2 separate regions of the Mus musculus genome follow, and region 1 is linked to region 2. The links are chromatin loops, found by intact Hi-C in ENCODE. Cell type or tissue: left cerebral cortex. All regions are shown on one strand.

Region 1 (5,000 bases), 67 kb before region 2:
AAAGGACTGCAGCATTAGAAGGGTTGAGAACCACTAATCTAGACGTTTACACTGCCTACAGATTTATAATGGCAATCCACGGTGATTTATTTACTTGTTTATTTTCTTAACTTGTTCCTGTATATTTATAGGCCATATTTGTGTGTGTGTGTGTGTGTGTGTGTGTGTGTGTGAGAGAGAGAGAGAGAGAGAAAGAGAGAGAGAGAGAGAGAGAGAGAGAGAGAGAGAGAGAGAGAGAGAGCGAGCTCATTTGTACCTTTGCAGGCACATTTGAAGGATAGGATTTAAGTGAAGGGTCTTCTTTGTCCTCTTCCCTACTTTGTTTTGAGACCTGGAGATATCACCGGGTTGACTGGCTAGCAAGCCTCTGCTATCTACCATCTCTGCCTCCCAGTGCTGAGAGGCTGTGGACATGTGTAATGCCCAACTTTTCTCTAAGTGCAGGAGACCCAAACCAAAGTGCACAGCAAGCTCTTTTTCTTTTTTTTTTCTTTTTTTTTTTTTTATTATTACATATTTTCCTCAATTACATTTAGAATGCTATCCCAAAAGTCGCCCATACTCTTCCCCCCAACTTTCCTACCCACCCATTCCCATTTTTTGGCCCTGGCGTTCCCCTGTACTGGGGCATATAAAGTTTGCATGTCCAATGGGCCTCTCTTTCCAGTAATGGCCGACTAGGCCATCTTTTAATACATATGCAGCTAGAGTCAAGAGCTCCGGGGTACTGGCTAGTTCATAATGTTGTTGCACCTACAGGGTTGCAGATCTCTTTAGCTCCTTAGATACTTTCTCTAGTTCCTCCATTGGGGGCCCTGTGCTCCATCCAATAGCTGACTGTGAGCATCCACTTATGTGTTTGCTAGGCCCCGGCCTAGTCTCACAAGAGACAGCTATATCAGGGTCCTTTCAGCCAACGCTTGCTAGTGTATGCAATGGTGTCATCGTTTGGAGGCTAATTATGGGATGGATCCTTGGATATGGCAGTCTCTAGATGGTCCATCCTGAAAAAATGCTCAGCATTCTTAATCATCAAAGAAATGCAAATCAAAATAACCCTGAGATTCCATCTCACACCAGTCAGAATGGCTAAGATCAAAAATTCAGGTGACAGCAGATGCTGGTGAGGATGTGGAGAAAGAGGAACACTCCTCCATTGTTGGTGGGATTGCAAGCTTGTACAACCACTCTGGAAATCAGTCTGGCGGTTCCTCAGAAAATTGGACATAGTACTACCGGAGGATCCAGCAATACCTCTCCTGGGCATATATCCAGAAGATGTCCCAACCGGTAAGAGGGACACATGCTCCACTATGTTCATAGCAGCCTTATTTATAATAGTCAGAAGCTGGAAAGAACCGAGATGCCTCTCAACAGAGGAATGGGTACAGAAAATGTGGTACATTTACACAATGGAGTACTACTCAGCTATTAAAAAGAATGAATTTATGAAGTTCCTAGGCAAATGGATGGACCTGGAGGGCATCATCCTGAGTGAGGTAACACAATCACAAAAGAACTCAAATGATATGTACTCACTGATAAGTGGATATTAGCCCAGAAACTTAGTATACCCGAGATATAAGATACAATTTGCAAAACACATGAAACTCAAGAAGAACGAAGACCAAAGTGTGGACACTTTTCCCCTTCTTAAAATTGGAAACAATCACCCATGGAAGGAGTTACAGAGACAAAGTTTGTAGCTGAGACAAAAGGACAGCAAGCTCTTTACCCACTAAACTATCTCCCCAACCCTGAGGACCTACTTCTTACACTGATCACGATTATCCCATTGGATGCCAGATTCAGTGATGGGACGTTTTTAAATATACATTGTGTACTTCCCATATGCCTGGTTCCCCCAGCCACAGTCAGGTTCTATTACCAAGATCAGAAGTTACTAGATCTGCTTTATCTCATTACTTAAATAGCAATGGCAGAGTTAAAATTCAAAAACCATTGTAAGTGTCTCTGGGAAGTGTCCCGCTACTGCTGCACCTGAAGAGAAGTGAGGGATAGAAACTGTTCTTGGAGGCAGAGAAGGCTCCACAGCTCTAATAGAAACAGCAGAACAGACAGACAAACCACCTGCCTCACTCTGCTGACTTAGCCAGAATGGCTCATGAAACGCCAAGTCTGTGTTAGGCTGTGCTGCAGCCGACACAGCTGTGGGTATCACAGGGACCTGGAAAGGCCGGACAGAAGCATAAGGCTCTGGGTTCACTTCAAAGATGAACGACTTTTGTTTTCCATCGCTGTTTACATGCTGTTTAGCTAACCACTAGAGACAGTGTTGCAAGCAGATCCAGAGCAGTCTCTTTGGCTCCCTTACCTGATTTTCTTTCTTCCTGCTTCCCTTCCCTTGTGGCCCTTGGTTTGCCCCAGAGGACATTCTTCTAGGCTTTATCTGTTGTGTACAGTTTTCCTCCAGTCTTGTGGCTGCATCTGGGTCAGGGATTGTCAGTGAAACAGGAAATTCAGACCGTCTGAACCAACAGTACTCTAGTTATTTAATGAATTGAAGAACATAGCAATGGTTACTAATTTTTCCCAGCAGTAATAAACTATCTTCCACTGTTAGCATAGTGGGAAGTCACATAAGTGTTGTTGTGGTAGAAGGAATGCCTATCAGTACAGATGCCGTAGCCCCATTCCAGTTTGAAAGAGGTGTAGTCAGATAGAGAGATGGTACCCAAGAAAAGTTAATTGTGTGAAAGAAATCTATCCAGGGCCAAAGGTATTGTATCCTACTAGATGCTGCAGTTTTAGATTAGCTGCCCCTGCAGTCACTGCCCCACAGCATGACTGTCAGGCAGTATAGCAGATGCCCTAGCAACCACAGTCTCTCCCGATTATAACCCATTTCTGTCTGTTGCTCTGGGTGCTATTTCTGACAATGTATCAACTCCCGGAGCATGTGCTTTCGGCAGCCTGCCTATTAGATAGACTGTGTCTCTGTATCATGCCTTCCCATGCTTGGAGTGCAGAGTTCTATGTCAGTAAGTAAGTAAAGTAAGTTATGAAAACAATGAGTTATTTTCCTCTCCTTAAATTAACAAAAAAGTCCTACTTATACATAATTTTATGTGATATCTAATTTTACTTACAGTCATGTCATAGTTTGAAAATAACCAACACTCAATACAGAAAAGGCTGCAGTAACTTGAAAGGCTTATTCTGACTCTTTGGTGGTCCCACTATGGCATTTAACCTATCACTGTAGTGAAAACAGACTCTGATGCTTATTTGTATATGATGTCCAAAGTGACTCACCTGTCTGCACTTTCGGAGATCTAAAAGGTCACATAGATGATAAATTGTAACAAAGCGACAAATTAATAAAAAGTTATAGACAGGGTTAATTAAATAGTTACTGTGTGGAAATGGAGGTATATAGGAGGTATATAGGAAGGAGTGGATTACTCATTTTTCATTACACAGTTGAGAATACAGGTGCAAGTTACCTTTGCTCAATGAGGAAGGAGGTGAGACTTAAAGATGGAAGCTTGATAGGCCAGAGAGTCAGCTCAGAAGGTGGAGGTGCTTTTCCATCAGCCCTGATGGCCTGAGCTCAGTCCTGAGGATCCATCTAGTGGAAAAAGAGGATCAATACCATAAATTGACCTCTGACCTCCACATTTGTGTCCTGACACATGTACATACCCCTCACTTACACATATAATAAATAAAGTTCAATAAATTGTTTAAAGAAAATGAGGGAAACCTGAACAAGATGAATAAGTTAACTTTTAATCGGTAAAACATAACTATTCCATTTGTCTGCAAGACTGTGAGACCTATAAAGAAAGTTCTTACTGTCTTAAAGGATATGGGTAAGAGAAGCATTGCAACCTAACAGTAAAGGCCAGTAACAGGCAGAGAGCTGAATGTACAGAATACAGTGTGTGACCGATAAAATAGTATTCTTAGCTTGCTGGAATGACCAGACAATAGCCCGAGTATCTCAGATGGACACAACTTCCTGTAGTTCCAGTGTTAGACAGTGCTGGCCATGAGGATGGAAGACACACACCATCAGTAAGATGGGGCTTAGGGGAAGTGCTCAGAGTATAACAGGGAACACAGAGATCTGATAATCCCCACACTTCTGCCTAGAGAGTGGACCGGAGAGGGCAGCCATTCTAGGCTAATTTCCTTAGGAATAAGTGAAATCCAGAGAAATTAGTCACCTTGCCTAAGCTCCTAGAACTCACTACTAACAAAATTGGAATGATGATTTAGATAGTAAACTTTACTTAATCATAAAAGCATATAGAATTGATTTTTTTCACTTAACTCACATATTACTACATTAGGAAATATTTTATGAAAACCACTTTTATGAAAGTACTTGTCCTAACAAAAACACCAAAATAAATCAGCCTATGTTTGCACAGTGTGCCTAGGCTCTGTGAGATCTGTATTCATTCAATGGGCAAGACTACAATGTGCTCATTGAGAACTGTTCTTATAAAATATAGGCCATAAGACTTGGTGGTGAGCAGTCACACTGGTTCACAGGCAGGGTGCATGTGCTGGAGAGGTGTGACTGCCTTTGTACAACTGTCCCAATAGGAGGGTCCTCCCAGAATCCCCATACTAGAGCAATGCCAGCAAAGCCATGGGTCCATGGCCACCTTTAAAATGTTTGCCGCACTAACATGCTGTACCAGCCTGTGAGAACCGTATGCACCAGGCTTTGACCAATGACTGACTTTGAACTGACGTAGGACAAGGTTGAGTGTTTCTGAGGAGCACAGCATCCAAGCACTGTGTTAGGAATGGAGCCATGCCCACCCCCTCTAGATTCTGATCCAGTGGGATCTATGACTCTACACTTCAAGCTCCAGAACAGGAAAAATAGTTTTGTTCCTTCTGAATTGTTCAGGCCTCAGAAATAGTGTTATAGCAGCACACACAGAGTATACATAATTATGAAATTATCCCTGAAATTATAAAACTTGTTGCAAAGGTGACATTTTATGGCACTTGAGTGA
Region 2 (5,000 bases):
AATTGTGATTGGTAAATAAAATGCCAACAGCCTATAGCTGGGCAGAAGAGATATAGGCAGGGTTTAGGATTCATGAGCTTGGAGAGGTGAGAACAAGGAAGAGAGAACAAGGTGCAGGAGAAGAGGAAGGAGAAGCTGCCATGGGATAGCTGAGCCATGAAAACATGGCCCTGAGGGCTGCCCAGTTGAAGTTAAGAGCAGCCCAGGTGAAACATAGAAGATAATAAGTAATAACTCGGGGTTATCGGTAGGAAAGTAGATTCTAACAGCATGGAAGGTAGGCAGCTGCCCAGCAATTGTGCTGCTTAAGGCATATTCACAATATAAAGGCTGTGTGTGTCTTTTATCCAGGAACTTAATAAACAAAGGTGGGGTAGAAACTCCAGGCCAGAATTTAAATCATTTTCTACTACAGGAGTGTGATTAACAATATCCCATTTAGGGCTGAGCATTCTATAGTTTGTTTTTCTCTACACTTGGGTGGTTGTGGATCTGTATTGATTGCCATCTACTAGAAGACTTTCTGATGAGGACTGAGAGATGTATTAATCTGTGTGCAAAATGACTTGGCTCTCCAGCCCCAGATTCTTGGCCTGATGTAGGTGCCAGGTATGGGTTCCATCTTACAGGACGTCACAGACATTCTTAACTATGTACATATACTTCCACAAACAAAATTGCTTCATCGTTATGTTTCTCTATGTGTATTATTTTGTGATTCCCATCTCTTCATGTTTTGGTTGTTATTTTGGAAGTCCCTGAAACCCTGTCCACATTTTTCTGTTTTCTTTGTGTTCTTTGGTTTGCCTGTTTCCTGATCCTTGAGTATGTTGAATGTTGGGACGAGTCCACTATATACCTGACGAGTGTTTGATTTTTTTCAGATATTGTAATATTTCTACATTTCTGCAAAGAATTGACTTTCCATACAAGTGTGTTATATTACTGGGTGCCATGAAGCTTGTTTTTCTAGTTGTCTAAGATTGGCATTTATTGATTATATTTCCCCTTTACATTTAGAATCTAGCCTAAGGCCTTCCCAGCATGCTATGTTTACATGCCACCAAATAACTTGTGTGTAGACTCGAGTCCCTAACAAAGCATGCTGCAGAACAAAATCATTATCACAAAATATCATTAGGTCCAGACTAAACTTCTGCTTTGACTGCTGTTAAGCAACGAGGTCTGTTAGCCTTAGACCTTAGTGCTTTAAATGTTAGTTGAGTTATCTAAGTGTTGGAGTGAGGCACAACAGTAACTTGGGCTTCAGCTGAGGCGTGCATCCTTACATGGGGATCAGGTGAGCCTCTCCTATTGTCTCTTTAACACTTCCTACACTAGCCTGTAAGCATCACCTTGTCTGGTGCAAAGACAGAGCTTCCATTGGAGTTTTCATTTCTAGGTCAGGTGGCCATTCTGTGCCTGCTTTGAGGAGGGAGCTACAAAAGGGAGAGCAGAGGAAGGAAGAGGAAACACCTGGGTTGCCTTTCCAAGTTTTAATCACACTCCAGAATCACATCCGTGAATCCTGAAAAATCTTCTTTCTTGAACTAGCTTACCTGGAGGTCTTAGTTGTAATTCTCAGTAGATGAATGCATTATGATCTTACATCTGTGAGAGAGCAAAGCTTCAAAATGTGGGTTTTGACGACTATCTGGATTCAGAACTTAATATGCTGTATAGTTTTCCTCTTCAAAGCAATGTAACAGTAGAAGTAGATCTTCTGAATTAAATACAGCCACAGCCTCTTGACAATCTCCAACAGATCCGTGATCTCTAACAACAGACTCAGATTTGTTTACTGTTAGGAAGGTACTGAAAACATTCCTTTTTCTGGGGATGAGGAGGAGAAAGGAACAAGGAGGCAGGTCATGAAATTTGACACCACGAGTGACATGTGGTCTGGTTTGAACCTGGTCAGTAGACAGGCACCAGCCCCAGTCTGGGTCTCACTTCAGTGTGCAGTGTTCTCATATGGCAGGGAAGCACTGCAGGAAGACTTGCAGTGTCACCTCCAGAAACAAATGAGCCAGGTCTTCACCCAGATGAGAGATTTAGCATGTTTATCCTTTCAGAAATTCAAGGAAATGTCAAAGCCTGTGGAAGTGTGTGAACATCATTGATTATCTCTGCAAGCATGCTTCTGGGTGCTGCCCCTTTCCTTTGTGATCATGACGTACTCACACGTAGACTTGTTTTGGAAAATGATTTACATATGTTGTTCCAGGGCCTCTTGTGACAGTAGTAGTTTCAAAAGTAACACTACTAACCTATAAACAAGACGGAAAAAAACAACAGTAGCTTACTGAAAGAGTTGTTGCTGTATTCATGGTACGCTGCTAGGTTATACACATTGTCCCTCCTAATCCTGCCAAGGACTGTTTGGCAGATAAGTAACAAACACTTATGCCAAGAGCTTCGTATGCCAAGGCCACACCACTGGGTAGCAGAACCTACCTACCTAGGATGCAGTGTTGCCAGCTCTGCCATGGGTAAGGCTGGAGCTCCCAAGAGGACATGGGTAGCAGCTTCTGTCAGGTGAGGCAATCATAATTAGCCAGCCCTTCCCTGTCACTTCCGTTGGCAGGAACTCCCCCAGTGGGAGTGTGTGGTGAGCTGCCACATTTAAAAGCTGGGCAGTGAGTCAAATTCAGTTTTTAACTTGGGCTTCCTCCATCTTTCTCCATTGTGAGACTTGATCAGATGAATAAAACTAGTCCCAGCAAATCAGCAAACAAAGTGCTGTCGTCTTTATGAATGGCTGTAGGGACAGCCAGCCAAGTTCCCTGCTAAAAAGGGAAAATATTATTTCTCTGATCCTAATTGTGTTTAGTAATTGCAAGGTTAATTGAATACCGTTAGGAAACAGCATTCCCCGTGAGATGTTTATGTGTCTGTTGCTAAAGATACAAATGAGACTTACCTAGCATAATGGTGCATGCCTGGAACCACAGCCCTTGGGATGCTGGGACAGGAGGATCAAATGAGTTCAAAGCCAGCCAGGGCCCAGTGAAACCTCTTTTCACAAAGCAACTTTAAGTATGACTCAAGACTTCCAAAAATTCTTAGATGTGTGTTCCAAAACAAGTAGGTAGAAACCAGCTATTTACTTAGGAGAAAGTAATTTAAAATGAAAAATCAGAATGGATGTCTTCAGCCTGGAACATTTATATAAGATATTGCCCATTCATGATGTGTTTCCTGAGCACCTATCATGTGCCACATACTTGTCTGGACAGGATTCATGTGCTTTGCAAGAGCTGGACCTCTGGGATGGTCACATTTCCCTCCTGCATTAGCCTTCCTCCCCATCATACCCCAGCCTGCATATACACTGCTGTAAGCATCCTCTGCACTGCACCCTGTGCATGGGTGCTTCCTGTATGTGCACTGCACCCTGTGCATGGGTGCTTCCTGTATGTATGTGCACTGCACCCTGTGCATGGGTGCTTCCTGTGTGTGCACTGCACCCTGTGAATTGGTGCTTCCTGTGTGTGCACTGCACCCTGTGCATGGGTGCTCCCTGTATGTGCACTGCACCCTGTGCATGGGTGCTTCCTGTATGTGCACTGCACCCTGTGCATGGGTGCTCCCTGTATGTGCACTGCACCCTGTGCATGGGTGCTCCCTGTATGTGCACTGCACCCTGTGCATGGGTGCTCCCTGTGTGTGCACTGCACCCTGTGCATGGGTGCTCCCTGTGTGTGCACTGCACCCTGTGCATGGGTGCTCCCTGTGTGTGCACTGCACCCTGTGCATGGGTGCTCCCTGTATGTGCACTGCACCCTGTGCATGGGTGCTTCCTGTATGTGCACTGCACCCTGTGCATGGGTGCTTCCTGTATGTGCACTGCACCCTGTGCATGGGTGCTTCCTGTATGTATGTGCACTGCACCCTGTGCATGGGTGCTTCCTGTGTGTGCACTGCACCCTGTGCATGGGTGCTTCCTGTATGTGCACTGCACCCTGTGCATGGGTGCTTCCTGTATGTGCACTGCACCCTGTGCATGGGTGCTTCCTGTATGTGCACTGCACCCTGTGCATGGGTGCTTCCTGTATGTGCACTGCACCCTGTGCATGGGGGCTCCCTGTATGCTGAAGCCCTTCTTAGCTCTCTCCTCTGTCACTCAAGGCATCCAAATCCAAGTTTACCACTGAGTCTACTGCTTATTGTTGTAAGCACTCACACACGAGTTAAATGAAAGCCACTTCAGTAGCATACGCCATCTCATAAAGCAAATCCGATCACAGGACAAGTCTGGCAACTCCCTAGAACTCAGAAGTAACCCAGGCTCCTTGTTTCCTGCTGTTCTAAGGGTGGTGCCTCTGCTCACACCTTCCTGTTTATCATGTCCATGTTCAAACTAGCAGAGGGGAGAGAGGGAAAGCACATTGCTCAGACTCCGGACACGGTTCTTCAGCTGCCAGTTAGTACACTGCCCAGCACAGCTGCACCTAACTGCAGAGGACACTGGGAAGCTTCATGCTTTAAACCATCGGCAAAACATTCTGCTAAACTCTGGGTTCTCTTACTAATGTGGAAGAAAGGCATGTTGGGAGGAAACCATCTCTAACACACCCTTCCCTCAGGGCTGAGGAAATGCAGTTATCAAAGAGGCCTTCCACGAGCTTGTCCACTAGGACTCCCTCCTGGGAGTCTGTCCCAAGAACACAAGCGTTTTACATCCAAAGCATGTCATAAGGTCATGTAGCTACCTACAACTTTATAGATGCATCTGGTTGCTGCATCTCCTCACTTTTCCTAGGAAAGAGACTTTACTCTGTTAGCCATATGACTCAGCCTGCAGTGAGTACAGTACAGCTGGGAGGGATAGAGAGTCAAGCCACCATGTTCATTTCCACCTGTTCATTTCCTCACCACCCCAGCCTTCCCCTTTCTTAGGGAGACTCTAGAAATGGTCTCTTACTGTAGCAGCCACATGCCTCTACGTACATATAATAAGCTAGAAGGATACAAAATGAAAAGTCCATTTCTCAGCC

The links. Hi-C counts contacts between places; a loop is a spot of excess contacts. Peaks named below come from ENCODE experiments on the same cell type or tissue, not always from the same donor. Only the 100,000 strongest peaks of a DNase experiment are listed, where the experiment ranks them.
Region 1: it touches region 2 in a loop (12-fold over the local background); 2 of 42 quality-filtered maps call a loop at or near these places.

The regions. Positions count from the first base shown.
Region 1 is chr17:64,061,403-64,066,402 of GRCm38, forward strand. All of the region lies in intron 15 of Fer (fer (fms/fps related) protein kinase), which reads left to right. Among named protein-coding and RNA genes, the nearest start is that of 1110058D11Rik, 13 kb to the left of the region's middle. In left cerebral cortex, a CTCF peak has its summit at 2,280; no DNase peak of the experiment used is centred here.
Region 2 is chr17:64,128,028-64,133,027 of GRCm38, forward strand. All of the region lies in intron 16 of Fer (fer (fms/fps related) protein kinase), which reads left to right. It overlaps Gm46590 (a long non-coding RNA gene), which reads right to left. Exons shown (of 2, transcript XR_003952343.1): 1 at 1,560-5,000. Among named protein-coding and RNA genes, the nearest start is that of Gm46590, 2.9 kb to the right of the region's middle. In left cerebral cortex, a CTCF peak has its summit at 2,622; a DNase peak (open chromatin) is centred at 2,624; H3K27ac peaks cover 341 bases.